Linked DNA regions of Homo sapiens: region 1 is linked to region 2. A link is a loop called in an ENCODE intact Hi-C map of the cell type or tissue named here. Cell type or tissue: Calu3. All regions are shown on one strand. Each heading gives the region's core, and the rest is flanking DNA. Links, peaks and the distances in the headings are about the cores only. Region 1 overlaps LOC105374243 (a long non-coding RNA gene). Region 2 overlaps LOC107986054 (a long non-coding RNA gene).

Region 1 (16,634 bases), core at 6,582-11,581, 520 kb after region 2:
GAAGCATGGACAAGACTTTTTAAAAATAAAAAACTCCTTTTCTAAAGCCATTGTTTTTGGATTCATTTTTCTCTTATTGTGTTTGGAGAGATGTTGAATATGCATTCTAAGAATCCATGAGTTTTAAATTACAAAAGCCATGGACATGGAGAAATGTTTCTTAGTGATAAAGCAGAGGGTTTTAGAAAATTCTACAATGGCATTGAGAGGCCATATAGCTCACGTCTCAGCTTCCTTCCCTTCTCTATAAACACCTTCAGCCATGGGGACTTTCGATGAAACCCACTACCATTTTTTTGACAGCGTGAAACATTAGGAAATTCTTCCTAACGTGCAACCAGAATCCAGCTTTTTTTTCTATCCATTGGCCACACTTCTGCTCTGCACAAGGCAACACAGACACTTACTCTACTGAAATACTGCTGGGGAAAGAACAGTGAACTCAGTTTCTCTGGGCAACTGGTTTGAATTAGTTATTTCACAAATAACTAATTCAAATTTCTTTATAATTTAAAAAAACCCACATTTCCCACTTTATAAAAAACTTTCAAACATTTTGGTGTGCAAAATATTCCAATGTTGTCTTGTTTTGGGGAAGAGGCTTTCTTCCTAATGGCTTTAAGTAGGAAATTAACATTTTTGTGAATATAGTGGGGTATTTTTTGCATTTCCATGATAATACATTGGAATTTTAGGAAAATATTGTGACAAGAGAGTGTGCTGAAGTGAGTAGCAAGAGTCAACGATCTCTCCTACCTGAAGACTGGATGCCACTGTAGCTTTGCCCTTTCTAAAGCCCTTCTAGCTCAGTTTATCCCCAAAGAACCACTGAGTGCTGGTCCAAATAATTGCCGGGCTTAGCTGCCAGATTCATTCAGAAATTGCTGGTATTGTCCTCTGTAAAATGATATGTTCCTATGATCTCCCACTCTTTTCAGCAAACCAGAATCCTGGATATAATTTGATCTTCATTATGGAGAGGGAGACTGAATTAGATAATAGAAAACCTGAAGAGTTTAAGTAACTGAGGATCAACCTCACCGTTCCCCATCCGGCTTTTCTCCCCAGCTGAGGTGGTTGTTTGAGGCTCAAGTTAATTTGATAAGAACCGGGGAAAGAATATTTTGAGTCCAAGATGTGAGGCTAAGGGCTTTCCCTGTCCAAACTCCCATTCCTGAAATGTCCCCAAATCTTAGGTTTACATCTTACAAAGGGAGATGCCAGGACTGCTTCTTTGTATGAGTAATGCTGCTCTCCCGCCTGCCTCCGGGAGCCTACAGGTAGCAATTTGCCACATCCTTTGCGTTTGACAGAGGGCTAAGAATTAGAGGAGGTGTTTTGCTCTCCTGTCACTTGTCTCCTCACAGTATAATTATCTGAGTTCCTAAGTGCTGCAGTGATATATGAAGAAATCCAAAGAAGAAATACAATATGTCTTCATTGTCTTTTGTCATTAGCCCTCAATTAAATATTTCTTACCTTGGGCTAAGGTAGCATGGGGTGGAACAAGCAATGGGCTGCAAGCCAGAAGAGGTGAGTCTTAATCTCTCTTCCACATGCATTAGCTGTGTGTCTTTAGTCTAATCACTTAACATCTCTGAATCTTGGTGTTTACTTCCATAAAACAAAAAGATAGACTTGATTATTTCTAAAATTCCTCTTGGGGCTGAATTTAAAAAAAAATTCTTGTGACTATAACTTGCATTTAAAATCATGATGGAAAAAATACTCTAAACACCAAGTGAAACTGGTTAAAAGCAGTAAGTCAGCTAATCAGATGATTATCTATTGAGGCTTCCTCTATAATCTCTAATTTTGCAAAAGATAATTTCCAACCCATGCATTTCATAGTCTTTATAATAAAGTTCTAAGAGCATTACTAACTTTATGTATATATTTATTATATCTGAATATGCCTACAAAGTAGTGAGGGTAGTTTCTAAAAGCCATACTGAAGAAAGTTTCATTGTGTGTCACACATAGTGTCTTCCTTTCTACAGAAAAATCATATTTTAAGGATGGCTAGAGACAAATTTATTCTTCATATCTCTTCTCTTCCCATCATTTACAAGTAATGCAAGTAAAAAACAAAACAACAACAAAAGCAAAATGTTCTACAGTTAAATTCAGGTCCTAGGTAATAATATAATCCAATATTTAAATGGTGATTTAAAATTCTTTAAAGTCTTTTAATACAAAATGTTTTATTAGCTCCTTTCATTACCCTTGTTAGGTGTAGAGGAGGGTAATGTTATCCCCATTTTGTAAGCCAAGAAAGTAAAGTTGGGTGGTGAAAACACAAAAGTAAAGGGAAAGGAGACAAGCTCCCCGAATGCTGGGAGGTGTTGTGCTGAAGTCGGAGAGCCAACAGACCGGATTGCCTTTGGAACAGACGTTCCCGTTTAGGAAATGTTGTATTAGCTTTGCTTTTCCTGAAATGAAAAGTCATCAAACAAATCTTAAAGGCAAGCTCCTTGGGTCTCAGGTGACTGTCTTTCTCATCATGTCAGACATACTGTCTCTCTGTATAAGGGAGTTTTGAAGAGGATTTTTTATAATCCTGACTGTGCCTAAAAACCATAGCCTGTGGTATACACATAAGGAAATGTCATTCAAAGCTCTGAATGAGCTTCTAGAAATTCCATGAAGCCAGCTTGGCAGATTTTCTAGGCTGCTGACAGTGACTAAAATCACCGCGTGCTTCCTAAGAGAAAATTTTGTTGTATAAGATATGGCCGTAATACACTCAAAAGTGCAACAACTTTTTTTTTTTTTTTTTTTTTTGAGAATTAGGTGGTCTCTTTTCTTTGAATTTTGGACTGACAAATGAATGACATAGTGCCATGTGAGCATGGGTTGGTTCAGAATCTCTTTCCTTGCTCATGAGAGCCCTGGACTTGAGCAGCAAGGTCAGAGTGGCAGTCACATTGTGAGAGCTCGTAAGTGTAATCCACCAGCTTGAAGAGACATCTCGTAGCATTCAGTGACCCCTGCACACCTCCCGCAGGCCACCTTACACTTTCTAGCTTGAGGCCTTTGCAGAATCCATACAAGCTGTGAAATGATTTCTTCCCATAAAACCCTGGAACAAAGAAGTGCACTCTCTGCTTTCTGGTAAGCCTTGCTGAGCTATCTAGAATTGTGGTTTAGCTCCACAGCCATGGGCCTTTGGCAAACAATATCATTCATTTCTTTCAAATGATGATAATAGCAAGCAAGGCTACTATCATTATTACTTTCTTTTCACTCTTTTTTTCTCTACGAATGTTTCAAGGTTTTGGAGGGAGAAAAAAAAAGTCAAGGTTTGCGGGTCAGTAGTAACAACTTTGGACAAAACTTCTTCAATAGAGCCTCATAGTATTTGGTTTAGTAAGTCTATTTGAAAGCAATAACTTGCAGAAGCAAGCAACATCTCAAAAAACCTGTTGGCTGTTCAACTTTGCCATCTGATTTCTTAAGGAAAATATCAACTTGTTCTGGATTTTAGCACCCTCTATTTCAGGGTGTCTTAGTAAAGTAAAATATTTCAGAAGAGGTAGGTTCTAGGAGAATCCAGTCTTAAAGATTATTTTAGTGAAAGAAAATATAACTCATAGGGCAGAGCTGGATGAATGGAGTTTAGACTTCACCATGAAACCACTCAGTTTCAGAAACTCTCAAGTATCTTTGGTTGGGGAAAATTTGGGTTGATTCAGTTTCTTGAGATACATCAAATTGGTTGAGACTTGTAGTGGTAATATGAATCATAGTCCCTTAAAGTTAAGAGAGGCCTTAGATGTCTTCTAGTTCAATTTTCCATAGATACAAGAATCTTCTCTGCACAGTCTCTGCTTGAACATCTCCAGTGACGGAGAGCTCACTGCTTCACTACACAGCTCAATCTGAGGTTGAATAGCTTTAACTTTTAGTAACTTCTTCCTTGAACTAGAATTTTGTTTCCTTTATCTCCCATCAAGGTCTGATCTTTGGAATATGGTGAATAAACTAGTTTCTTCTTTCACTTGGCATTGTATTTGGAGATAAATGTCATAATAACTGTGTATTTACTTTCCAAGCTAAATATTCCTCTTAAAAAGGTTTTTACCAGAATAGGGCTATAAGAACTTCAATTTAAAAACAAACATTTGGGCAACTGGAAAGATATTCACTGTTTTTCATCAGGACTTAATATGTTAAAAGTGTTATGTCTCCTTACAGTAATCAATAAATTCTATGTAATCCCAATTAATAAATGTATGAATTCTAAATGATATAGGTTCCAAATGATATAGGTGTTTATTCCTAGAACTGTCAAAAGTCATCCAACACACTATCGGCCTACTGTGTATCAGGGGCTATTCCAGGTATTGTATATAGCTACAGAAATCTCCTGTGTAACAGCACATACATTCATATGACAAACAAAATCACTCCCTCATGGAGTTTACCTTCTAGTGGAAGAAGACAAAAGTATTATCATTTAAGAAGGATTTAAGCGACATGAAAAAAATACAATAGGGCAGTAGGGTCAAGAATGACTGGGTTGTGGATGTATGGGTGTGGAGGAATGCTGCTCAAGTTAAGGTAGATGGAGAAGCCTCTTGCAGAGGCAATATTTGAGCTAAGACCCTAAAGATGAGAGAGACACAGCCCCACAAACCACAGGGAGATGGGTTCTCCCATAGAAGGACTATCAAAAGCAAATACCTTGAGACAGCTCATTGCATCCAGGAGGACAGAATTGCTATAGTGGAGTGGACATTGGAGAGAATAGTGAGTGAGATGGTCATACAGTCAATAAAGGGTCAGGTCTTGTAAATTCTACACTCCATAGTAAGCAGCTGAATTTCATCTGAGCATTTTGGGCTGGGTAGTGATAGGATCTGATTTGAGAATATCACTCTGTTTACTCTGTAAGGAATCAACTGCAGGGGAATAAGGGGAGGGAGTGGAAATAGAAAAACCAGTTAGGATCCCAGGACTGAGAAAATGAAGGCTCGAGCTACAGTAGTAGTAAGGGAGATAGGGAAGAGCAGTAGGGCTTTGCAATGTGTTTTGGAAGTACCACTGACAGATCTTGCTGATGGATTGAATGTAGAGTATGAAGGGAAGAGAGAAGCCAAAAACAATGTCAATGCTTTTAGTCTTAGCACAGGAGAGAGAGTTGTGCTGCCATGTGCACCTCTGGTTAAGATTGGGGGGCACGGCCAGGCACAGTGGTTAACGCCTGTAATCCCAGCACTTTGGGAGACCGAGATGGGTGGATCACCTGATATCAGGAGTTCAAGACCAGCCTGACCAACATGGTGAAACCTTGTCTCTACTAAAAATAAAAAATTAGCCAGGCGTTTTGGCACATGCCTATAATCCCAGCTACTTGGGAGGCTGAGGCAGGAGAATTGCTTGAACCTCGAGGGCGGAGGTTGCAGTGAGCAGAGATTGCACCATTGCATTCCAGCCTGGGCAACAAGAGTGAAACTCCATCTAAAAAGAAACACAAAAGATTAGGGGGCAGATTATGAAAATTGGGGGCAGGAAACAAGAGTTGTCTTGGACATATTGGGTTTGCAGTTTCTGTCAGACATCCAAGCGGAGATTGTATGTAGACCTTTGGAGAGAGAACTCTGAAGCTTAGAGAGAGAGAGAGATTACAGTTGGAGACATAGAATATTGAAAGGCATGGGACTGGATAAGATCAAGTAGATGAAGGAAAGGAGAAAATAGCAGAGCATGGGAAAAGGGGGAAGGAGGGACGAGGAGAGGAGATGAGAGAAGAGGTGAAAAGAAAAGCAGAGGAAAGATGAGAGGCCTGACCTGCTCTTATATTTAGAGATTAGATGTAAGAGATTAAACATCAGAGAAGACATAGAAAGAATGACCAGTGAGGTTGGAGGAAAGGCAGAAGAATGTGGTGACTCCAAAGCCTCAGAAGAAAATACAAGAAAGAAAGAATAATCTCCCGTGTCAAATGATATTGAGACTCAAATAGGATGAGAACAGAGAACTGACCATGGACGTGTCAAATGAAGGACATCAATGACTTTGATAAAATCTGCTTCAGGGAGTGGTGAAGTGAAAAGTCTGATTGAATGAATGGGTGAAGAGAGAATGGGAGTGAGAAAGTGAGAACAGCAAATACAAACCACTCTTAAGAATTTCTGCTGAAAAGGTAAGCAAAGAAATGGGGCAAAAAGAGGAGTGGAAAATAGAGCTAAGGGTTTCTGCTTTTTTTTTTTTTCAAGTGGGTGATGTTAAGGTGTATTGAGATGCCTAGTGAAAGGATTCATCATTAGTAAGTAACTAATGACGAATGAGAGAGACGAATAATCGCGAGGGCAAATGGGGATGTGGATCAGCGCGGTAGGTGCAGAGAGAGGCTTTACATAGAACAGAGACTCTGCTTTTCCTTCACAGGAAGAAAAGCCAAACATAGGTGACGACTGGTCGTTTTGATGGAGGGTTGGTGTTGCTTTAATTTAAACCCATTGTTTTAAAAATATAGTTGTCACCTGGAAAAATAAACATGCCTAAGCAACCAGGAAAGTGTTATGGAAGAGAACAGGGTGGAGGAGTGTGTGTGGCGGGGGGCCAGGGAGAGTGGGGGAAGTGAGAAAGGGATGGTATGAGATCTGCTAGAAATGAAAATATTCTATGTTATACAAGAACTGAATAGAAAATCTAGAAGTAGGACATAATACATATGATAACTTAGTGTATAATAAGAATAGCCCTTCAAGTCATCAGAGTAAAAATAGGTTAATCAATAAATAATGTTGAGTTTTATTTCTAGCTGTTTGCAGGAATAGGAGATTTGATCTCTGCTTCACTCTTTAAAACAAATTCCAGATGGAGCAAACATTTAAACATAGAAAATACCATAGAAATATTTTTTAAATGGGGAATTTAAAAATATATAGTTTTGGCATGGCAAAGATATGGCATGAAACTCAGAATCATAAAGGAAAGAAATAGACTAAATTCAACTTTATTCAAAAATGAATAAAAATATAAATCAAAAATTAAAACATAATAAAAAACTAAATCAAGTAAATAAAGATGCTATTCTATGAAAAATTCCATAAATAAAATCAAAAGATAAAACTACAAACTAGCAAATAACATTTGTAATGTCTATGACAAAGGGCTAATATTCTTAGTATGCAAAGAACTCTTAGAGATCAATAAGACAAAGAGAAAAAAATAATCTAACAAAACAGGCCAATACATAAACAGGAAGTTCATAGATAATTGTCAATAATCATGGAATAATATTCAACTTCACAAGTAAAATAAGAAATGCAAATTAAAACAATGAGATATTTTTCACCTGACAAATTTAAAATTTTGAAAATATCTAGTTGGTGAAGAAGCGAAGAAACAGGCAATTCAAGAAGGGCAATTTGGAGAAGCTTAACAAGAACAAGATTGAAACAAACATGCACGTGTCCTCTGACCTGGTAACAGCACTTTAGGGACTTTAACTATGAATATTCTTGTAGAAGTATACAATGAATGACCAAGAAGGTTTATAATGGCATTATTTGTAATTTTAAAAATTGGAAATAATTTTTATCAATAGGATATAATTTAATATACTATAATATTCAAAAGAGAATTAAGCCGAACTATAGCACATTCACGCCATAGAATATTATGTAACAATTAATAAGGATGAAGCATAATGTATATGGATAATATGAAAAGATAATATATCTTAAGTCAAAAATGTCAAACTATGAAAACTTGATCCCACGTAAGCTTAAAAATATGCCAACATATGTTATATTTGCATAAAAAACCTGGAGTATACATATTGAATTATTTACATTCATTTTCTCTGAGGGATGCAATTAAGATTTTGGGATGATGATGAGATGCTTCACAGTATTTTTTTTTTTTAACTATGAAAATCTATTATTCCTATAGTAAGAGAATTAATTGATTTAAAAGTTGCATCCAGAAGCAAGCATCATAATTCAGATATTGTCTAAAATCTAAAGAATGCAATTTGTGGCTAATATTTCCTTGATCTAGACACTGTGCTACTCTCTTTCAATGAAGCTGTCTTGTCTTTTCTCAAGTCTTAATCTTCACTGGATGATTCCAGTTTATTTCAATTCCATCTGAATTATAAGATTCAGGACCCTTCAGCCTTCTAGACGCCCACCAGCAGAGACACTTTAGTGTGTCACCCTTATTAAAATGTACTGTTTTAAAAGACAGCTGGATCTGAACACAATATCCCAGATCATATCTAAGTGCAAAGGTAAGGAAATGATCGCCTCCTTTATTTTATTCTTTCCTTTGGTTATTTATTTAAGGTGTACGACATGGCCATTAGTGACAAATGTGAGACCAGCATTCAAGTTTCTGTTCTGATTTTGAGCTCATTCATTCATTCATTTGTTAAGTACTCTTGGAGAGTCTCCTGGATCCCAGGTTCTCTCTGCAGTTCTGGCATACAGTCATGAGTAAAGCAGGCTAAGCTCCTGTGCGACTGACTGTCGATCACTTTGTCATAACTGTGGGTCAAGAGCTGCTCCCCAGATCGTTGCACAAGAACTTGACTGACCTGTACAACATGTCAGTGAGCAAACTTCCCTGATTAATTATGATCAGCAAAGTGCTTCAGTGGGAGCTTAGCAGGAGCTGACATAAGCACTTTCTAACCATAGATTTCAGTGGAATTTCAACTCACATATCTCTGACTCACTGGAAGTTTAAATGCCTATTGAGCTGTTACGACAGAAAGACTTGATATCCAAGATTTTTCTGTCATAGCTATGAGTTGAAAGGGTAAAGACCCTCTCAGTCTATAAATAAATAAATAAAATCACAATTGATTCTTCTTTCCTTTTTAAAATTCAAGCATGTCACATCTTAGCCAGTACCAAATTTGGTCCTCCAACTCTACTAAAATTGATTGGGGCACTATTATATAGTATTGCATTTGATAGTAAGTATGAAGGAAAAACTTCCCTCCTGCCATATGTGTCTAATTTCAGATACACAGACATTTTGAAATATATTTATATATTGGGGAAGAAGGACTAGATTTTTCTGAACAACTCATTTGTAAAACATTGAAATAGGTACCCTACATATGTTGTTCACTTTAATCCCACCCAGATACCAAAGAAGGAGCTGGGGCTTTGGATTTAGAGACAGGGCTTATATCCCAATCCTGACATTTATTAGGTGTCTTGTTAGTGACTGGCCTAAGCCCTCAGTTTATTTGTAAATTAAGGGTAATAGTAACTGCCTACCAGAATTGTGATGAGAATTGCATTTGCTGTAGTATGAGACAGGGCCCAATCCTGTACTGGACATACAGTAGCTATATAGAAAACATTAATCCTTCTTTTTTCTCTTCCCCTTCCTTTCAGACACTGCTTATTTCCACATGGGTCAAGAAGTCTGCCTTACAATCTGGGTATAGATTTCCTTTTTCTGCCCAGACCTTGCACAGAGGCCTGGTCAGTCCAACTTATTCTCCCACTGGCCAGCTTTATGATCACTCCTCCTCTTTCTTCAATAGATGCTCCTAATTTTTAAATCTATAAAGCTTATTACATATGTCATAATGGGAGCTGGATTCAAGTGGGGTCTCTTGTAGTCATTTCTAGTGACTTACACAGTCACTATTAAGAAGGTACATATAAATGCCCACAGTATGTTATTACGTGAGTAAAAGCAAGTTGCCAGATAATATGTCAATATAATTTCATATTGAGTTGTAAAATACCTATCTAATCTATTTGTTTGCACATGAATGGAAAAAATTTTGGAATGATAAACATAACCAACAGGGTTTACTTTTAATGAGTGGGATGGGGAGGTAGACAGTAAATGCTTTTTTTTTTTTTTTTTTTTTAGAGACAGGGTCTCACTCTTTTGCCCAGGCTGGAGTGCAATGGCACAATCACTGCTCACTGCAGCCTCAACCTCCCAGTGATCCTCCTGCCTCAGCCTCCCGAGTAGCAGGGACTACAGGTATGCCCCACTATGCCCTGCTGATTTTTATATTTTTTGTAAAGACAGGGTTTTGCCATGTTGCTCAGGCTAGTCTTGAACTCCAGGGCTCACCCACTTCGGCCTCCCAAAGTGCTGGGATTACAGGTGTGAGCTACCACACCTGGTGGGACTTTTATTTTTTTACCTAACTATACTGGTGTGTTATTTTACTTTTTCCATAAAAATTATTTATACAACAAAAAAAAATTTTAAATATAATGAAGAAAAATGTGTATTCAATGTTAAAGGACCTGGGATTAGATATTTGAAATGTTTTCTACATAGGTAGCAGAATGACTGAGTCTCTCATTAACATTTTTTAATGATAAAATAATCTTGCCATTTGACTATGCACAAACAAGACATCTTATTTTATATTATTTGATGTATCACATTCTGAACTCATAAATCAGTTAAATTTGAGATGACCATTAACATTACAGAGCTAAGTCACCTGCCAAGTGAAACCTACTCTTGACTTTAAAAGACAACACTTCACAAACTAGAAAGCACACAAGAGTCGGGCAACATAAAGTACTTCTTGGCATCGAATTCAAAATAAAAGCAAAGCATTTTTATTCACATTCAACTAATTTTTACAAAACATGTACATGTACCTCATGGTGCTGTGCATTTTTACATATGTTTCTTATTTGGATCTCAAAACAACCTGGTGAAATAGACTATGCTAGCTTTCTTCACAGATGAGCAAGCTAAGTTTTAGTAGAGAGACTAACAGTGACTTGCCCAGGATCACTCAGCTAATGATCCCAGAGCCAGGACATAAACCCTACTTTTTTGGCTCAAAGATCTGTGCTTTCTACTTGACAACATATTGCTGATGAAGATATTCTGGTTAACTCATGAATTCCCAAGAACATACACAGGGAACCAAAAGGATTCCTGAAATCAACTAGCACACTTTTCTTTTTGGGCTGTAGTAAAGATCTTTTGTCTATTCCCGTTGTACCCATTCTTACCAAATGACGATATTTGCAGTCATCTGCAGCAACCCTATAGAAGTCCAAAACACAAGATCACTCAGTTATTATCAAAAGCTTTTTCCCATGTCATGATAGCCAGTAAAAAACTGGTTAACAACAACTTAAAAAATATATATCTACTGTGTCTTCTTCAGTAAACTCCTTGGCTTAAATTAGAATTTCACTGTGCTTCTTTGTAGCTAAACAAAGCCTGCATTTTGTTGTAAGTAATAGAACTTATTTATACTTGATGTCCTTTGAAAAGTGGTGGCATTTCAGCAACTCAAGCAGAAAGTTTTCTTTAATTCTTGCAGACAAAATGACACGTAATTATCAGGTAACAGCATTGTTAATATTTAAATATTGGCATAAACCTTTCTATTCATTTCCAAAACTGTTTGAGATCCACCAGGGGGAGATGAATTCGTATTTGTGTCTTGATCCAACTTCTCAATGTTTGGAGGGCACCTATAGTAACCAAAAGGATCACCCAGGTACTGGAACCTGCATGACCAGTTCAGTTTTTGTAGCTCTGTGGCGAGTTTGCAGTAATGTATGGGTTTTCTCATCGCCAAGATTTCGGCCAGCATTTCTTGCTTGTCGTTCTTCATAACTGTCTTTGCAGGTGGGGTGAGTCATTGCCGTACTTGTCACTGAGGCTTCCAGGGGTGAAACTCTGGATATGTTCTCTGTCATCCCAGACAATCCTATTGGGTGAATCTAAATTATGTTGTATTTGTTTTTTATTAGTTTGAGGATACCTAAGTATGTCAACCCTAGGTCAAGATATAAACTTTTCATAAAGCCTAGCCTATAGAAAAGCTTTAACTTTGGGAAAATGGTTGATGAAATTTACATGTGATCTCCAAGTCAACCCCCACCTACCACCCCCAACATACATACTTTCCACCACTGGTCCCAGGTTTATACTCTTGACCAGGCCCGCTATGTGATACAGAGCAAATCACTCCATTTCTCTAGGTCTCTGTGTTTTCTTATAAGATAAGGGTGCAGGTCTATCAGACGCATGCCTCCTTCCAGTGCCCTTCTTGTGCCGATGGAAGACATTACTAGTTGAACATCAAACTCTTTCCTGATAAGCTTGGAAATGGCTATAGCAGCCTCAATCCAACACCCTCAAAGTACACATGTAGAGGATACATCATTAAAATAACTGTGGAGGACATTTTTTCCTTCTCAACATCTCTCTTTTCAAGAGGATATTTAGGTTTTCATATTCCAAATTTATAGAGAATAAAGGAAGCACCACCGATGACTGGCACTCTTAGTCTCCCTAATGGCCTAACCTTATGCTGGTTATTGTCATAGGGCCTTCAAAGAGAGTCAAACACTCAGATGATTTAATGGATTTGATGATATATTTTTTAGATTGATCTGGAAATCTTGGATTTAAAAGCTGGTTGGACTGAGGGAGGCGGTTTCCTTGCTATTTTATTGCAGAGGAGAGATGACATTTGGGGAATATTTTGTTTAGTTTGTTAAGCAACACTGTAGCACTTACCAAGTGCCATGCTTTCTTCTAAGCACCTGAAAATATCAACTCATTTAATCATCACAATAACTCAATGATGTAAGTACTATTAATTTCCTCATCTTACAGATGATGAAACCAATGTTCAGAGCGGTTAAGCCACTTATCCATAGTCACCCAGCTGGTAAAGGGTGGAGCTAAAATGTAAACCCATCATTCCACCCTTGTTTGAAGTTCTCAGCACTACACTCCTCTCTCTTCATGTTGTGAAAACTCGGTGAGACCTGATCCATCTGGGGGGCATTCTTATAAAGAAAAGAGGTTGCCCTCAACCAACACCCACCTATACCAATAATAATAATAATAATAATAATAATAATAATCTCATGATAATTAAATTAAACAACACTTGCAAAGGCTCTGGCCCACTGAGTAGGTGCCTAATCTAAGCTCCTGCCTTCTGTCCTGCCTTTCCCTATAAGGAAGATTGCAAATATGTGAATCCAGCAGAAAATCAAGGAGACATGTTCTCTGAATGTAAAAGATATTCTTAATAGTGCATTTTAAAATGACTTTTTTCTTAAAAGTACCAGTGTAGAAATCAAATAAATGAATACAACTAATGATTTGGAGAAAGCAGAAAATGAAGAGAAATATTACTAATTGTTTAGGAAAATTTAGTGGTGTATTTTGCATATACACTTTATGGTAATATGCTAAAAAGACACTTGTTCACTGAACTTTACTGTATAAGGGAGGAGCCTCCTACTCCTACCCATCCTCTCACGGTTTCCTAGTCATAGAAACACTGAGATTTCCTTTCATTTGACCTGATAGGATATTTATCAAGCATCTTCTCACTTGAAAATACTGTTCTATTCATTCCTACCTTGGAAGACAGCACCACGGTTCTAAAAGTTCAAAGCATCTCCCGTCAACTAAAAAAGTTTCTCCCAAATTCATCCAAGCTGTGCTTTTCACTCAAATGCTGTTGATGGTATTTATCAGTTCATTCCATGGATGGTCCCATCCATTGATTGAGATTACTTTGTAAGTGACCCTACTGAGCACAGGACATCTTAACAATGCCTATTTCAACCTGAAAGAGTCAAAGAAGAATTTACAGAGACTTAAAGAAGGAGCAGGATTTTGAATGAGGGGAGAGATCTGAATTGTAAAGGCATGAGGGTATCCTGGGCTAGAGAGGGTGAAGTAGGGAGTGAAAGGAGAGAAACAAGGTTAGATTGCCAGGGAGAGAAAGTTTAATTTTTATTCCATATGTATAATGGTATGTTAGTTAATTATCATTTGGTTGCAAGTGACAGAAAACATAATTCAAACTGGTTGAAATGGAAAAAAAAAAAAGAAAGAAAAGAAAAAGAAAGCAGGGGCTGGGGGAGACACTGGCTCACAGAACAGAAAAGCCCATACAGCAACTTGATTTGATGCTCACATGGTGACTTAGGGTTTTCCTCTTAGCAATGTGATTCTGCCCTTTCTTCTGACATTGTTTGAGAGAAGTCATTTTGGGGGCAGAATTAAGGCTGGGTTGGAGATAGAAAATTAGAGGCTCAGCTAAACAAAAAGGCACTATTGCTACATTTTAGGAGAGAAATGAAGATAGACTGGACTCTGGCAAAAGTAGTAATATGGAGAGGACATATAGAAGGGCTACCGATTGAACATCAGGGGCACAGGGAGGGACAAGTCTAAGATGAGTGATAAATTCCAGCCTTGGGTAACTGGGTAAAAATTGGGCCTTTCATCAAGAAAATATATAAGAAGTTTGGTAGGGGAAATGTACATATTTGAATTTGAATTATCACTGGAACACTCAGTTGCAGATTTCTAGTAGGCTATTGGATATATGCTTCTTGAGCTCACAAAACCATTCTGGGCTGGAGATATGGATGTGGGATTTGTCAGAACACATGGGCCAGCAAAAAATATAGAAATATTTAAAGGTTTTGGAAGAGAAGGAGGAAGAACTGCAAAGGAAATAAAAAGGAGGGTAGTCAAGAGAGGTACAAGAAGAATTGAGAGATAGTTACCACAAAAACAAGGAATGGAGAGAAGGAAGGTATAAAATTCTAGGTAAAATTGATGAAATTAACAGATGTAAAATGTCCAGAGGATGTAACAAACTAGGAGGTCACTATCAAATCAGGTCAGTAGTAGAATCCGTGGCATCAAGAATTGATTATTAAGAAGAAACACGAGCACCAATTACATCAAGAGAGTCAACATGTTTATTTCTCACCTGTGAAGTGAAAGACACTATACCAAGCACATTGAAGAAATAATAATAAAACATGCTACATTTCCCTGAGTACCAAGAACACAAATTTATTTTATGTTTTATTTGAATTCAATCTGGCATTATAACTTAATTTGAAACATGAGCTGAATTTATTCAGAGGGGTTAAGCTTTCTAAAAAGGGAAGGTGGTTTATATATCAGAGTGTGTAATCAAGATCAGAGGATTTTGTTTAAAAAAAAATCAATCATGTATGATTGTGCTCATCAAAATTATTCCTCATTATCTCTGTTTAAGCCCTAATAAGTATTGCAACTTTACCCTGTTTCTAGAGTATTCTTGCCACTGGAGCAACTTCTAACTTTTCCCTCTCAGTGGCTTTTTATAGAAGTAGGCTTTCCCTCAATAGCAGTTGCCGTTTAATGACTCCAGCCCCAGTGCTGTTGAAAGCACCTCTTCAGTTTCTCCCTCTATTCTCTCTTCCTTTGAATCAAACATGTTAATGGCATCTACCTGAAAGATGGTCACTTCACCCTGCTTGTCTGTCTTTTAGCTCCTGAACTCCCTGTGTTTCATCTTAATCTCTCTGGTAATGCAATATGACTTTTAAATTTACTGCAGTCCTTCCCAGGGTCTCCAGGAGGAAGTGAACAGTCTACCAGTGACAGTGGTAGTAGAGTCTGTAATCCCCATGGCCTTGTAGGCACTGGCTTAAGTTGTAAAGTTTGTACTATAAATGTTCGAGCAGATTTGGGACGCACCCCTCATTCCAGGGATTCTTCATATCCACGGACATCCTTTTACCAGATTTTTGTGGGTGACAGATCTTCTTCCTTAAACTCACAAACCTTCATATATTCCCAGTAGGAACATCCACACCAAATCAAAACATCCTGTGGCTTGCATTAATTCAACAAAATTGAAAGAGGGCCCACTCACCTCTTTCTTTTTGTTTCACAATGCTGGCTTGTGAAATCTCCCTTTCTATATTTTCCTTGCTTTTGCCACTATTAGCTTTCTTGTTTGTTTGTTTGTTTGTTTGTTCCTAGTGATGGAACAAATATAATGCCTTGAAAGGCAATCAGAAATAATTTCTGAGGTATCTGCTGTTTTGCATCCTCCCAGCCTCCGTGCCCCTCCACTGGTGTGGACCATCAATGGCCAGTTGTTTCTCTGTGGGGTGTATGTGTGACTGGAACCCCCTGTAATTACCCTTTCCACAGCCTCTGCCCCCAAGCAGTGTGGCTTCTTGGGTTACTGAAGGCCTCACAACAAACCTGACTTTGTTCTTTTAGCTATCTTCTCTCAATGCCATCTCATTAAAGTACTTTGCCAGTGAAAACAGCCCTGACAAATGTCTTTCCACTTGTAACCTGGCCTGAAACTGCCTAACTTTTCTTGATGAATGGGCTAAATATTCCAAAATAATTTACTAGGGAAACTTGACAATCACCAGCTCATGTTGTCATCTATATTTTTAAAAATTTGTGTTATGCACTGACCACCAACCGTCTAAATTATTGTTTTGTTCCAATAATGAGACAAGTATGATTTATTTCTTGTCCTTTAGTATTAATATAAACTATGATAGGATATTAAGACCCATACATTAAGAGAAATAATGGGTGACCAAAAAGTATAGGGGCAACGGGGACCCCACATGTTGAGTCTTTTGTGGAAATTTGGGGGAACTAAAGCTTTTTCAAAAAATTCTTATTAAAAGGGGGTAAAACGTTCTGTGTCTAGAAGGGAAACTGTTAATAAAAGGTTTGTTAATGTAACAATAATTATACTATTTATGATTTCAGACACACTAAATAATGTCACTGGAGACAAGACGTAGCCCCATTTTCCATCTTGTAGTCCCAGTCTCAACCTCTGGTTTATTCTCCTGAGAATCAATAATGAT
Region 2 (16,634 bases), core at 7,231-12,230:
AATCTCGTTTTTCTGTTCCAGGATTTCATCCAAGATACTACATTACATTTAATGTTCATGTCTCCTGATTCCTCTTGATTTTCCTTGCTTTTAATGACCTTGACAAGTTTTGAGGCATACTGGTCTGGTATACTGTAGGATGCCCTCTGTTGGAATTTGTAAAATTTCAATATAATTAGAATAAATTTCACAAATCTATTGATTATGTGAAAGTTGTCAGAATCAAAATGGAGTCACTTGCATTAAAATTCCTGACAAAGAGACCCAGGGAAGGTCTCGAAGGGAAGTTTCTCAAGCCCAAATGCCTGGTAACAAGAACTATCACAGAAGACTGCAGAAACCACAACCTTGCACAAAGGCCATTGCAACTATACACAAAGAAGTACCCCTGTGAGGACATCTGCCCAGCAACTTCCTGTTCAACCTCAGACTAGTGCCACTCTTCTTACTGATCCTGTAGCCAAGGATAATAGTGTCATAACAATTGTATAATCCTCATTTTTCCTCTAAAAGCCTTTTTCTTCTGTTACTTCCCTGAATACTCATATGGTTTACTATGGGCTGCTTATTGCCATGGCAATGCTTATTCCCAAATAAACATCATTTTCTTTTAGAGAGTCTCCCTCTCTGTTATTTAGGTTCACAGATGTTTTTCTCACAATTAGACTGGGGTTATGGGTTTATTATAGAAGAGAAGTGCCATTTTCATCACACATAATATCAAGATTATCAATGTGATTTATGATGGTTGATATTGACCTTGATCACTTGGTTGGGTTACTGTTTCTTGAGTGTCCCTATCTTAAAAATACTCACTTAAATTTCCCTCTTCTAACTGTACTCCTTGGATGGAAGTTCCTTATACATAGCCCTTAAGGAGTGGCAAGTTTTGCTCCCCCTCCATTAGGGTGAAGTATCAATATAATACTTTTTCATTAGCGAGAAGGAGCTTTATTTCTTTGTGCAAAGGAGCACTTCAAGTCAAGCTAGCCAGTCGCACTTGGGCGAGTCCTGCTTTCACAGAAACTGGGGGTAGAAGAGGTACTTTCAGTTGTACTCAGTTCGGGCTAAGCAGTTAGCAATCTCCTGGTCACACTTGCACAAGAGCTTTTGGCATTTGTTCTCTGCTGGTCCAGTCAATGGCATCCCGGTGCTGGCCATGGCCTCCCAGGCCACAGTAGCAACTGTATTTCATATAGGTAAGTGGGGTTCAGGAGTCAATACAACCCACAGTTCCTGCCAGTTCCAGGATCCCACGTCGGTGCACGTGTGACCTCTTGGAGGCCTGGCGGGACCCAGGGCCAGATCCCAGCAGCAGCAGCAGCAGTGACAGCAGTGGCAGTAGTATTAATAACATGACTGGCAGGCACAGAGGTAGCAGCCCAGTCCGACAGTGGGAGGTGTGGAACGGTGTAGCCGGGCCAGTGTAGTCACCAAGCCTGGCCGAGCTAGTCACCATATCGGTATAATTTATTTGGAATTCTTTTTTTGTACTGAATATTTGTTTCTTTTCCTGTGTTTATTAACTTACTTAATCATATATTTATATCAGATCTGAGCTCATGGATATGCGTTTTATACTCTGGGCTCTAATCCCAAACTATTTATTTCATTGCTTAAATCCTTCTAGCTTTGGCCATTGGGAGCTTTTTGGTCCTGAGCCCCTTTGAGATACTCTCATTAATTTGTGTGTGTGTGTGTGTGTGTGTGTGTGTGTGTGTGTGAGAGAGGGAGAGAGAGAGAGAGAAGAAGAGAGACAGAGTAAGGGAGAGAGAATGCAGTTTCTTACTTGTAGCACTATAAGACACCCCAGGCTAATCTTGTGTATTTCCTGCCCCAGTCATAGTCACTCATTTCTGCAAGGAGCCCTGGTTCCTTTATTCTGGAGAATGATGTTGGGAACCAAGATCTGGGTGCTAGGTGTGTTCATTGCTATTGAGATGTAGTTTTTTTTTGCAGGCTTCTCACCTGACAGAGCAATGAAATATATGTATGTATACTACCTTGTATATATACACATATTTATAAATATTTCTATGTGTAACCATCTGTTTCCATATTGTTAATTATTAAAGAAGTTTTTACTGATGTTTCTAGTTTGAATCCATTACCACATACATCATTCTACCCCCCTCCTTTTCCTTATCTATAAATTCCTACTTCAACAGTGAGAAAACTGCCTCCTATCATCTGCTATCCATTTACTTAATTGTTCAATTCCTGTATACATGTATAGCAGTATCAGGCAGTACTAGAATTCTTAATCCATACCTCTATGGGGAAAAACTTTATCAACTAGAGTACTTCTGTATTTCCTTTTGCCTTGAGTCTTACAGATGCCATCAATGGCAAAGTGTGTTTTGAAGAGTTTTTAATTTTAATAAAGTCTGACTTGCTAATTTTTTTCATGGATTGTGCTTTTAGTGTTGTATCTAAAAACACACCACTAAACCCAAAGTCACCTCTATTTTATCCTATGTTATCTTCTAGAAGTTTTACAGTTTAGTGTTTTAATGTTTAGGTTTATGATCTGCTTAGAGTCAAATTTTGTGAAAGGTGTAAGATCTGTGTCTAGGATTTTTTTTTTTTTCATATCCCCAGTTGTTCCAGCACCATTTGTTGAAAAGACTGTCCTTTCTCCACTGAATTGCCTCTGCTCATTTTTCAAAGTTCTTGCCTTTTATGTTGATTAAGTATTTTTTATTATTGTAGTCCCCTCTTCCTTGGTTAAGTAATTATATATTATTTTATGACTTTTTAGTGGTTGCCATAGAGATAACAACATGTTACTCAATTTATTAAACATCCATGTAAATTGTCACTTTTGTTATTTCCCAGGCCAGTGGTTCTCAAACTTGAACATGCATCAGAATTGCCTTAAGGGTTTGTTAAAGCACAGATTGCTGGGTTCTGTCATCAGGGTTTCTGATTCAGCAGGCATGGGTTGAGGCATGAGAATTTGCATTTCCAACAATTTCCTAAGTGACACTGGTGATGCAAACGCAGACCTGGAGACTACACTTTGAGAACGGCTGTGTTAATCACAAACACTGAAAAACATTTTCATTCTACTTGTTCTGTTGACTTCTGTGCTATTACTGTCATATCTATATCTCTATCCCCACAAAGCAATATTCTTATTGTTTTATATTGTAAATATTCATTTATATTTACTTCTATATTATTTTCTCTTTTGGTTTTCATTTCTTCTTGCACCTTTGAGCTTCCATCTGGGACTACCGACCATTTACTTCTGCCTGAAGAATGCCCTTTAGCATTTCCCGTAATGCAGGCCTGTTAGTGACAAATTCACCCATACTTTGTAGGTCTGAAACTATCTTTCTTTTGCTTTTACCTTGGAAGGGTATTCTTGGTGAATATGAAACGCTACATTATTGTTATTTTCTTTTAGCACATGTCTTCTGACATTCATGGTTTCTGTTGAGAAGATGGCTGCTTATTTTACTGTTGCTTCTTTGAAGATAGTATCTCTTTTGACTGCTTTAAAAATTTGCTTCTTGTTTTTGGTTTTCAGCTGTTTTATGCTGATGTGCTAGGTTATAGTTTTCTTTGTAGTTATTCTGATTAAAACTTCTCGAATGTGTGGCTTGAAGTCGTCCATCAAATCTGTGTTATTATTTTTTTCCTTTTAGATGGTATTGTTGCCAGAGAATATGGTATTTATGATACTTATCCTTTGAGATGTGTTCAGACTTGCTGTGTGGCTGCGTTTAAGTGGTTGATTTTTGAAAACATTGCTTCTGTGTTGAGAAGAATGTGTATTCTCTAGTTGTTTAGGGGCACAATTCTAAATATGTTAATTATATTAATACCAATCCCTTTTTATGTATATTGTTTAAATATTGTTTATCTATATTAATTTCCTATCTTCTAAGCTGTCAATAATTACTAGAGGTGTGTTAAAATATCCTATAATGATTTTGAGGCAATTTTCTTATATATATATGGGTTTAAAATGTCTATAATCACATAGTGAATTGAAAACTATAATCAGTATATAGTACATTTCTCTATTTCCAGTAATGCTCTTTGTCTTACATTCTTTTTGAGACAGGATCTCACTGTGTCACCCAGGCTGGAGTGGACTGGCGCTATCTCGGCTTGCTGCAGTCTCTGCCTCCCAGGATCAAGTGATCCTCCCACCTCAGGCTCCCGAGTAGCTGGGACTACAGGTATTCGTCACTACACCTGGCTAATTTTTGTGTTTTTTGTGTGTTTTATCTAATATTAATGTAGTGGCCTCTGCATTATTTTGATATTTGTCTAGTATTTCGTCTTCGTATTTTTAACCTTCCCACATTTAAAAAGTATGAATATGATAAACAGTATAGCTATGTTTTCTTTTTTTTAAAACTGGTATTTAATTCTTTTACATTTGGTGTGATTATTGGTATATTGGGACTTGTTTCTATCAATGTAAAATTTCCCCTATTTGTTTCACTCTTGTTTCTTGTCTTGTCTTTAAAAAATTAATTTAGCTTTTTTGGTTAAATTTTTTTCTTAACCAAATGTTTCCCCTTTACTACTTAAACATAATACACTATTTTCTTTTAGTACTATTGAAATCTTATCAAACATGTTAAATTTAAGTAAGATTAAAGTGAATCAATAAGTTAAATGATCTGAAAAATAAAACGAATCTTATAACACTTTTCAGTCAGCTACCTACTTCTGACTCAAATGCTATCGAAAGCAAAAACTTTAGTTCTATACCTTATTTTTTAAACCCTGTAAATTATATCTCCTTCTTGTCCTCACCTTCTTTTTTCTACTTCTTCCTCTTTGTCCTTATTTATCTCTTTTTCATACATATTATGTCATCTTAGAATTATCTACATTTGTACCAATTTTTTCTTTCTGCATTTTAGACTTTTGCAATAATTTTCTTCTATTGAAGGACATCTTTTAGAAGTTTCTGTGAAGATCTGTTGATGCCAAACTCTAGTTTTTTGTTCAACTAAATATGTCTTTATTTTCTTACTATTTATGAAAAGATGGTTTTGCTGAGTCCATAATTTTAAGTTGACAGTTAATTTCTCTAAATATTTTAAAGTTATTAAACCCTTTCTTTTATGTTCTATTGCTACTATTGCGATGCTAATCATCATTCCTTTTCCTTCAAGTTACTTTTTTTTTGAGACGGAGTTTTGCTCTTGTTGCACAGGCTGGAGTGAAATGGCATACTCTTGGCTCACTGCAACCTCTGCCTCCCTGGTTCAAGCTATTCTCCTGCTTCAGCCTTCCTGAGTAGCTGGGACTATAGGTGCCTGCCACCATGCCTGGCTAATTTTTGTATCTTTAGTAGAGATGGGGTTTCACCATGTTGGCCAGGCTGGTCTCAAACTCCTGACCTCAGGTGATCCACCCGCCTTGACTTCCCAAAGTGCTGGGATTACAGTGTGAGCCACTGTGCCCAGCCTCAAATTACTTTTAATATCTTCTTTTTGTTTTTTATGGTCTGCAATTTCACTAAAATGTGTATCTTTATGGACTTCTTTTTACTTATCTTGCTTATGATACATTGATTTTCTTCACTTATGAACATATGTATTTCATCAATTCTTTTTCTTTTTTTTTTTTGAGATGCAGTTTCACTCTGTCTCCTAGGCTAGAGTGCAGTGGTGTGCTCTCGGCTCACTGCGACCTCCAACTCCTGGGTTCAAGAGATTCTCCTGCCTCAGCCTCCTGAGTAGCTGGGATTCCAGGTGCACACCACCACGCCCAGCTAATTCTTGTTTTTTTTTTTTTTAGTAGAGATGGGGTTTCACCATGTTGGCCAGGCTGCTCTCAAACTCCTGGCCTCAAGTGATCTGCCCACCTCAGCCTCCCAAAATGCTGAGATTATAGGCATGAGCCACCATACCTGGCCTGCATTTCATCAATTCTGAAAAATTCATTTTCTCCTCAAATATAGCAGCTCTCAATTTTCTCTATTCTCCTCTCAAGGACTCTGACTAGATATATATTAAAGCCTTTTATTCTATCTTCCATATCTTTTAATCTATCTTAATATTTCCTCCTTTTTTTCTCTATACTGGATCCTGGATATTTCTTTCAGATATATTATCCAGTTCACCAGTTCTTTCTTCATCTACAGCTAATCTGCAACTTAAACTATTTGTTAAACTTTCTTTTCCAACTATTATATTTATTTCCAAAAGTCCTTTTTGTTTTTATTTTTCAAATCTGCATATTTTTGACAGTCTCTTAACAATCATTTTATGAACACATCTTTCATTATTTAAACAGTTCATAGATTGCAATTTTATATTCTGTATCCAACAATTCCAAAATATGAATGGCTTAGGGGCTTAAATCTATTTGTAGTTACTGGTGACTTGTAATAAGGGTGACTTCTTTCAATGTGTATTTGCTGATTTTGGTTTTGAGCTCATATTTGTTTCCTTTTAATCTGTGAGAATCCTGTGGGAATACATAGGGGATAATTTTCTCCAGAAAACACTTTGCTTTTGCTAGGAAACAGGGGAAATACTGACCTGGAATACTTTAGTGTCCTTTGAGAATGTTAGCTTAAAGTAGTACTTTCAGATACAGTTCCTCTATTTGCTTCTAGCCCGAGAGTTAGTTCAGCTAACACAGCTCTGATATTAGCTTTTGTCTTTAGGCCAGCCCATTTCCCCCTTTTATTATTGCTCACCGTCTTGCCTTTTGAAAAGTTTTTTTTGAAGGATATTGAAGATTTCCCCTTGTCCTTACTAATTCAGAAATGAAATAAAGGATGATTTATCCAGGATCTACTTGTTTTTGAGGGGCAGGATCTTTCAGAATATTTAATCTCTTTTACGACCGGAAGCAGAAATCTGAGGCCCTTTTTTCAAGTGTTTCTTTAATAAGGTTTAAAATATTTACAACTGGTTCTTCAGATGAATTTAAACAAAGTAATTAAGTAACAAAACCGATCTTACCATGATCAAACAGTGTTCCTTATAGCTCCAGTTTTATGATCTCCCCATTCACTTTATCTTGCATGAGGAATGTAAACTTGCCATGGAAGGCTAGATTTAGAATGTTCAAATGAGCAATTATCTTTTAACACCAACACAAGTCATGCATACAATTTGGCAGATTGAAGATTACATACAGAAGAGACTTGAAGTTCCTTGCAAAACAAATAGAGGAGTGAGAACATTACTGAGTGAAAGCCAATGAGCTTCATTTCTTTAAAAAGTTAAAAAAAAAAGGTAAAGAAATCAGTGGCTTGACACTAAAGAGACTGACAGCCTTTAAAGCTTTAGAAATTTTTTCTCGTAAACCTTTATACATATCCAGAGTATCCAAATCTTTTCTGTGAATACAGCGGCATGTAAAATTTGCTTTCAATGTGCAAGGTTGACTCTATGGAAGGTTCATGGCTATTTCTGAATTCTAAAATTAAAGTTAAAAAACAGAGTATAAAAGATGGACTATCAGTGATGTGTAAACTATAGGCTCATCCTAAACAATAATCTTGGTGAGATCCTGCACTTGATATTCATATACCAGTTATATTTCCTACACTATGGAATGTATTCTTTGCCGTGTGTGTATCAATTTAGAAAACATCATATGAAGCCAAGTAGGAGCTGTGGGTATCAGAGAAAAAGAAGCTTGCTATCTGTAATTGGACCACAGGGTCTTGAGAAAGGGTCTTGCACTGTCACCCAGGCTGGAGTGCAGTGGCATGATCTTGGCTCATTGCAGCCTCAACCTCCTGGGCTCAAGTGATCATCTCACCTCAGCCTCCTAAGTAGCTGGGACTACAGGTGCACGCCACCATGCCTGGCTAATTTTTTGTAGCGATGGGTTTTCACCATGTTGCCTGGCTATTCTCAAACTCCTGGGTTCAAAAGATCCACCCACCTTGGCCTCCCAAAGTGCTGGGATTGCAGGCATGAGCCAGTGCATCCGGCCTGCAGTTGTTGTTTCTTGACTAATAAACAAGTTTTGGTGTGCAGAGCTTTGATCCCCACTTACGTTTTGAAGTGCCTTTTCAGTTTTCATATGATGAAATTTATGTTCACTTCTCTGCCCTGAGTCTCAGTTACTTCCCTAGACGATGAAGAGTCAAGACCATGGATTCTCTCAGGTGCACTGAGTTTGGTGTGCTGTGTGAAGCCTGGTGTGTGTGTTGGGATTCACCACAGCCTCTTTTTATTGGCATACTAAACGTTTATACTGTGGCAAATGGGAGGACAAGTTCCTCCACCATGGACCTAAACAGACTCAAAATAAATAAAGCTTTGCTTCTTAAATACTGTCTTATCTGTAGATTATTTTCTCTTTGATAAAAATATATTTTTTTCAAATGACAGCCATTTTCATGTGTCGTTCCTTCTTAGAGAACATTGAGTTACCTCCTTCGAGCAGCCATGATGTTGGTGGCTTCATCCATCCCCCTTTTGGCAATATCCTGGACAATAAAGCAGAAAAATGGAAGGAAATTAATACTATGGTGACACTGTGGGGGGTCTCTATATCAACCCTTGCTTGAAGCTTGAGCTGAATTTTCAGTTATATGAGTCAATGTACTCATGTATTGTATAAGACAGATTTTGGGTTTTAGTCGCAGTTAAAAGCATCCTAATGAAAATATCTCTTGTTAAAGTATAACTTGAACATATGACTCAGGTGAAGATTTATCACCTCTGAGGGAAACCAAATTTAGGTTTCACTCCAGGTTGGAGTGCCGTGGTGCAACCTTGGCTCACTGCAACCTTGAACTCTTGGGCTCAAGTGATCCTCCCTCCTCAACCTCCCAAGTAGCTAGGACTACAAGCACCCGCCACCATGACCAGTTAATTTTTAAATGTTTTGAGAGATGGGCATCTGGCTACGTTGCCCAGGTTGGTCTCAAACTCCTGACCTCAGGTGATCCTCCTGCCTCAGGCTCCCAAAGTGCTGAGATTACAGGTGTGAGTCACCTTGCCTTGCCTGAATACACTGTTTTGACTTTTGAGATTAAAACGGAAGTAAATGAAATAAACTCACGACAATGAGCCAATGGCCAGCACTGTTATAGATCAATAACACAGGTTTCAACTCTTTGGAGGGAGAGTAACTAACTTACTTTCTGCACCTAACTTTCTGTATCACATCATTCTTTTCTTCCTGAGCTCAAACTCTGTCTCAGTAGCTTTCTGTAGCAGCCCCTGCGGGCACATAAGATAACATCTATCTGTGCTCCTTATCAAGCCATTCTGTCTAGTCCTAAATGTCAGAATAGGTACTAACACAGCTTTGGGCTTTGCAAGAAAATGTTCTCATCTTTTATCATCAGTTGGAAAGCTTTGGGGGCAGGAGAGACAAGAAGATTCATTCATTATTTTCAACACATATTTAAGTTTCTATATAAAACAAGGAGTGAGGTTCAATCCACAAAAGTTAATGGAAAAGTAACATCGAATTTCATGGTTGGCAGAGGTAAAGAACCACAGTTCCTAAGACACCGGCAAGTCAATTTAGGAAAGAAAAATTGCAGTGCCCACCTTCTTCCACAGAGGGGCACTCCAAGCTCATCACTGAAACCGTGCACTGTGTTGTTTTCAGTGAGCGGTTGTAGAAAAAGAACTTCCAATCTTTTCTCCATGCCTAGGGATTATTAAGAGCGTAGAATTTAAAGTACATTTGCAGGGCTCGATGTGAATGAGGCAAAACCATTTCAGTATCAATCCCAGTGGTGCCAGCAACCCATTCTAAATTAACTCAGGTTTAAATATGTTACAGAAATGTGTTAAATTTGAGAACAAATTTCACTTAGGATCTGTGGGTCTCTGTTACACAAAAGATGGAATACTTTGGAGGCAATGCAGTTCTTATTTAAAGCTAAAATATGGCTTATCATAAAACTATAGTCAGCCCGCTTCAAACACTCATGTCTTCACCAGAATGGGCAATATAGAATGAAAATTACACCTTGAGTAAACAGAATTGTAGATAAATGAGTTATGTCTCAAGACGTTTTGAATATTTTTATTATTGTGTCTGGGCCAAAAGTCTTTCCATATGTCCAAAGGCCCCGTGGCATTTCCAAATCAGCCGTGGGTGACGGTGGGACCGCGGGGCTCGTATGATGCCAACGCAAGCGTACCGGGTGGTCCTCATAGTTTGTTACATTCCAAAATGCAACCATTAAAGGGGCGGCCCTTACCTTCCCTAGTGAATACAAAAAGCCTTTGGAGACCAAAGGGCTGGAATGCTGGGGCAAACGCCACCCCACGTGCTGACCCCTTGGCCAGAGCCGAGGCGGGCGGCCTGGAGTCCCCAGCGCGGAGCCCCCAGGTTCCCAGGAGCTCGGGTCGCTCTCCGCTCTCCGCCCCTCGCCCGGGCCCACGGAAAGGGCTAAATGGCTTGCGACCAAACAGCGAATTTAAAAGGAAGCTTTCACGAAAAGCCCAAGGGAGCGGCAGCCCAGATTGTGTGGAGGGCAGAGCCGCGGGTTCCGAGGGTCCCCGGGGCGAAGCGGGCAGGGGCGCACCTCCGGGCCGCGGGCAGATGGAACCCGGGCTCCCGGGCCGGCGCGCGGGGGGCGGCCGCCTAGACATCCTCTCATTCGGCTGAAGTTTATTCTGGGCCACCGAGAGCTGGAACAGGAAATGTTCCGTCTTTCATGTCCACCGGTGGGCTTCAGACAGTTTTGCACCTCCCGGCGAGCACTGATTAGCCGGCTGAGTTCTGCCGCATTTGAAGTTCACCATTTATTATTAAAGAGAAGTGGCAGTGATTAGTGCTGGGTCCTCGGGGAGTGGAATAAATATTTACTAAATAAGAACGTTCCGCCATAAAGGAACGGCTCGAACAGGTTTCTGAAACCCCGGCGCGGGCCCCAAGTGCCGCCCCCAGGCAGGAAGCGGCGTTGCGGGGCTTTCCGCGAGAGGCTGCCATCTGCAGACCGTGCTGGGCGGCGACCTCCGCGGGGCAGGGCTCGGCCCGGCGCAGCCAGGGCCCGACGAAACTCGGCACTCTGGGCGTTTAAGTTATTTTATAGGCTGTGTTTGTTTTATAAAGGCAGAGGTGAATGTCAAACTAAACTTCGAACCTTTCTTTAATTTAAGGAACAAAGTAACATTTTATCGCTCAAGTAAGGGGACTGTGTTGCTTCCAACGTTAGGAGCATTTTCCAGTATGCTCCAAAGTGTACCCAAATTGTGAGCATCCAAGAAAGCATATTTATGTATATTTCAAAACATTATGTCATACAATGTAAATTATACAGTTTTTATTTGTCAACTGAAGAATAATAGTAAAAAAAAAAGTTTATTTAGTTTATTTGGCAATTAACTTACACGATGGCATCCCTGTCAAAAGCATTCATGTTGGTTGTTTAAAAAGCGTTTTCCTTAATTATTAGAATAATACTTTTACTGTAGAAAATATGAAATTTGCATATATCTAAACATCAGTATCACATGCTTTTTTCCATCATATTTTGCAGTGGGAATTGTCCAATGACATTACATATTTTTAGGGACAAATTTAGTGTCTATATCCATTTATTTAACTTACAGTGAATTAATAAACATTAAGGTAGTTTCAAGTTTTCCTTATTATAATAGCTCAATTAATATTTTTGTATGCAATTCTACACTTGTCTGATTATTCCCTGGCACCATTTTATTTTGAATTTCTTTTATTGTAAGTTGGGTTTAATATTATATTGCGAATAATTACAGAGAAGGGCCAGTTTTTGCTCATCACCATGTACCTGGTGTCTTGTATTATGCTGAGCACATACCAAATGCCCAATAGATATTGATTGAATGAATAAAAGAATAAAAAGTTAGTAGAACATTTGAATTTCTTGTTTTGTGAATTGCTTAATATTATTCATTTATTATGATAAGTTATCTTTTTCTTATGAATTTATAAGCTGTGTTTTAGGTAATAAGGATTTAACCTTCGGTTTGTCGCACATATGGCAAACCTCCCTCCCGTCTACAAAGCATAAGTTTGTGTGTATGTGTGTGTGTTTGGGTACTTTTTGACTTCTAGAAGTTAAAAAAAATTTCATAAGGTTATATTTGGATGATACTCTTTATCACACATGCAAGTTAAATGGCTATAGACAATACTCTACAATCTGTTTTGTGGTATTTTTACATATTTTGGACAGCACATTTTCATTCTTCTATTTATCAAGTTTTTCCCTGGACTTGGAATTTTTTTCAGGATATAACACATGGAGTAAAAAGGTAGTACAATCTTAGTCTTAGTCTGACAAGCACAGGATCTTGAGCCTGGTATCATACCAAAGAAAGATCTGTCAATTTCCCAAACAACCTTTAATTTACCTTTTTCTGATTCACTATTATGAAAGATATGAATAGAAAAAAGATCCCGGTTTTTAAGGGGTTTTCTGTATGTATCTCCTTCCAACTGAATGTGTAATTCCCTTTTATATCTCACCTGGTTTTGGTTGAAGTGACAAGTTTTGGGGACCATGAGTTGGAAATGGGTATAATTATTTGACACAGCAACAATGAAAAACTTTATGAGTATGGATATTCTATTGGTTTGTCAGGGCTGCCATAACAAAACACTGCAGACAAGATGGCTTAAACAATACGAACGTATTTTCTCACAGTTCTGAGGGCTAGAAGTCCAAGTTGAAGGTGTCAGTAGGTTTGGTCTATTCTGAGGCCTCTCTGCTTGGCTTGCAGATGAACTTCTTGCTGTGTCCTCAGATGGCCTGTTCTCTGTTCATGCATGTTTTGTTGAAATTTCTTCTTTTTATGAGGACCCAAGTCATATTGGGTAAGCACCCTTTAAACATCTGATTTTAACCTAATGACCTCTTTAAAGACTTTATCTCCATATATTGTGAGATTTGGAGGTACTGAGGTTGGAACTTCAACATATTCATTTTGGGGGCATGCAATTCAGTCCATAACAGGTATCTAATGGAGAGAGAGATTATGCCTTAGATTTATTTTTAAAAAGATAAATATTACCAGAAATAAAAGCATGGTACAGAAGTTAAAAACTAAGGCAATGCTACAGGATTTAAGTCACAAAAGCAAACAGGATTTCACTTTCCGTGTACTTTTTGTTAGGTTAGGCTTGAGGCCTAGTGGTGGGAAAGAAGCTTGCTTGAAGTAGACTTTTTTGCTTACATCAAGACCTCTTTGGGTTTCTTGTGGCTCTGCTTCATTTCTGGTTTTACTCTAGACATAGGGCAGTCTCTAACTGGGACACCGTTGCTTTTGTGACTAGACCAAAAACAGCCTCAGTGAACCCCAAACTTATAACTTCAACTGAGAATGATATACGTCACTTGGAATTGTTTCACAATTAACTTATTCCATTCAATAAGCATTTAGCAATTGCTTTTGGAGTTATTCGTTTGCCTTTTGAAGATGCTGAAGGAGGCCAGGAATATCAGTGAGAAAAAAGAGGAGAGCTCTTAGCTCAATCAGGTTCTTTTTAGTTTACTACTATTTATCCTTCAAGGCCCATTGAGTTCCTGGAGTTTTCTTGGATAACTCCAGTCAACACTGACATGCTTCTTTCTGCCTACTTTTCATTCATGGATTCATTCCATAAATACTTATTGAAGCCAAGCGTGTGTAGTGGACAAGACAGACATGGTTTGTGCTTTCATGGAGTTGACTTTCTAGTAGGAGGAGACAGACACTAAATAACAACACATGTAAATCTGACCATTGCAGATGGTGAAAAGGGCTGTGAAGAAAAATGTCAGGTGAGATGCTGGAGTGTGTGAAGCTGGGCTGGGAGGCTGATTGGTGCTGGGTAGGGAAGGCCTTTCTCAGTGGGTTACACAGGCGCTGGGATCTTACTGAAAAAAGCAACCAGCTGGGTCAGGAGAGAGACTGCAGTCCCCAGGCCCTAAGTTAGGTGACAGCTTGGCTGATGGAGGACTAGGCAAAGGCCAGTGTGTCTAGATGCTAGTGAGAGTGGAGATGTGTGGGGGAGATGGGGGTCTCGGAAGTCAGCAGGGCCCAGGGCAGCTAAGCCTTTGTGGTACCTTGGCAAGGAGTATGTCCTCCGACCCCCACCCACCCACCAAGTAAAATGGGGAGTCATGAGGTTTTAAACTCCACAGTGACACAGTGGCAAGTTCTGGTTTATGTTTTTAAGCAATTACTCAGATTGCTGTGTGGCAGATGGACAGAGTGTAGTGAGGAGTGGGGCAGAGAGACCAACTTAGATTGTGGCATTTGATCATTTTCAAGCCAATGTTCTGAGGGGGCCCCTAGGTAGCAGATCACAAGCACCTTTAGGACAGAAACATTCTGTTTTCTCTTCTTCCTCTTCTTCATCTTCCTTCTTTCTTTTTTGTTTTATTACTCTTGGAGGCTTTAACAGTGTTAGCAATATAATGGCTCAATCAAAACTTGTACTGAGTTGGGCAACCCTCTGCCAATTAATGCCGGAATTTTTTGGGTATAGAATTGGCCCTGAGTATCTGCCACTTGCCTTGAATGTATGGAATCAAATTCTTTTGGTGATTTCAGCTTCTTGGAAAAAGGTAACTGCATAATGAAGAGGTGGTGTTTTCTTAACATGCATTTACTACAATGACTATTTTCTCCGTGTTGAAACTAGTCATTGTTGCATATTTAATATAGTAATTGAAAGATTGGAGGCCTTTTGTAGTTATATGGAAAGAGATTAGTCATTTCATCTTGTGAATTTTTCTTCATTCCTCAGTAGGAATGGTTAGCCCCTGGCCTTAAGCCATTTACCCCACTTTTTTTTTTTTTTGCTAAGTTTCTACTTGGTGAGGTTGGAAATCTTAATTTTAAAAAAGTCTTTCTTTAGTTGACACACTATAAATATTCTGCCTTTTGGCATATTACATTTATATGGTTATAATTCTGGAGTCTCCTAATTCATTAACTATAGAGGTGCTTGAGAAGGTATGGAGATGTTCACAGTAATCACTTGTGATGTTCAGCTGCAGCTGACTGTAGGTGAGGGAGGAAGCCACTGCTTGGGAAGCGGAGGCAAGGGGGAAGTTAGAGGCTTGTGGCAGCTGCTAACAGAATTGAAGTGCAGCAGTCACAGGAAAATTCAGTTAGGAATTGGTGATCCCTGCTCTGGCTGGCTTTGAGGTTGTATCTGTTTGGATCACAAAAGAAAAGAGAACCTTTCATACCTATCCTACCCCTAGAGCAGCTAAGAGTACAGACCTAAGTTGGTACTCTTTACTGTGAACCTTGGAGAAATTCTCAAGCTCATTAAGCTTCAATTTCCAAAGCTGCAATATGAGGATAATCATAGTACTACCTCATAGTGTCTCTTTGAGGATTAAATGAGATAGTATAGGTGGAGTATTCAGCATATTGGAAGTGCTTAGTAAATATTAACTATTGTTATTAGTGATGTTTTCTTATTATAGTAATGATACCTTTTCATTATAGCTAATTAAGAAAATACAGACATGCAAAAGGAAATAAAATTATACATAATCCCATAATCCAGAGATAAATAAAGGTGCTCTACTGCCAATTGTTTTCTCTGCAAATATTGTTATCTCACAAAATTTGATTTTATTCTCTAATATCTATCATTAACACTGCAGATTGTTCTATGATGTCCTATAATATCACGACTAGCTGAATAGAATTTCATTGTATAGATGTACCATATTGTAGTTTATCCTGTCAAATCCCTTTTATTTGACATTTAGGATTGTTTCCAATTTTTTCATTACTGCAGGGAGTACTGCAATAAATATCCCTATATAAACTTTTTGGCACATATCTACGATAATTTCCTTAGGCTCAATTACGGAAGTGAAGTTGCTGGTTGAATAATATCTATGCTTTTAGGATTTTGGATTCCTATTACCCAACTAGCCACCAGAAAGTTGTTAAAATTTATATTTTAATCAGCAGAATACAAGAGTATATGTGGCCCTGCACCCTTACCAACATCAGGCATTAGTTTTGGAAACAAATTTTCATTAGTTCATGCATTTTTTTTTTTTTGAGGAGTCTTTTGCCCAGGCTGGAGTGCAGTGGAGCGATCTCAGTTCACTGCAACCTCTGCTCCTGGGTTCAAGCAATTCTCCTGCCTCAGCCTCCCTAGTAGCTGGGATGCAGATGCATGCTACCATGCCCATCTAATTTTTGTATTTTTAGTAGAGATGGGGTTTCACCATGTTGGCCAAGCTGGTCTTGAACTCCTGGCCTCAGGCGATCTGCCTGCCTTGGCCTCTCAAAGTGCTGGGATTACAGGCGTGAGCCACCGCGCCTGGCCTTCATGCAATATTTTTTGAGTGACAACTATAGACCAGGCATTATTCTAGGCATGAGCATTTAGTAGTGAACAAAAAAGACAAAAATCTCCCTGCTTTCAAGGAGCTAACAGAGTGTGTTAGACAATGTTATGGAGGAAAAGAAAACAGGACAGGAAGATAGAGTGTCTGGTTTGTGAGGTGGAAGGATGTGCTGTTTCATCTAGGGCATCAGGGAAGCCCTCACTGAGAAGGTGAATGTGTGCACAGACCTGAAACAGAAGAGAAAATGGGCTCTCAAGGATCTCTAGGGGATCAGCTTTCCAGGCAGAGGGAAGAGCAAAGGCAAAAATGCTGAAGCAGAAGCATTCTTGGTATGTTCAAGCTAGGAGCCCAGTACAGCTGGGGTGAGATG

Evidence for each region. A loop is a pair of places that touch in the nucleus more often than their neighbours do. Peaks named below come from ENCODE experiments on the same cell type or tissue, not always from the same donor. Only the 100,000 strongest peaks of a DNase experiment are listed, where the experiment ranks them.
Region 1: a loop joins it to region 2, with 4 times the contacts of the local background. A loop is called at or near these places in 1 of 110 quality-filtered maps.

The regions. Positions count from the first base shown.
Region 1 is chr3:182,157,362-182,173,995 of GRCh38, reverse strand. LOC105374243 (a long non-coding RNA gene) reads left to right here. Exons shown (of 6, transcript XR_924758.2): 5 at 16,534-16,634. Among named protein-coding and RNA genes, the nearest start is that of LINC01206, 210 kb to the right of the region's middle. In Calu3, for the core only: no CTCF peak of the experiment used is centred there; a DNase peak (open chromatin) is centred at 8,535.
Region 2 is chr3:182,676,645-182,693,278 of GRCh38, reverse strand. It overlaps LOC107986054 (a long non-coding RNA gene), which reads left to right. Exons shown (of 4, transcript XR_001740577.1): 4 at 22-227. Among named protein-coding and RNA genes, the nearest start is that of LINC02031, 41 kb to the right of the region's middle. RefSeq lists enhancers at 9,574-9,623, 10,748-10,797 and silencers at 10,468-10,537, 10,948-11,017. In Calu3, for the core only: CTCF peaks have their summits at 9,542 and 10,825; DNase peaks (open chromatin) are centred at 8,928, 9,528, 10,168, 10,868 and 1 weaker place.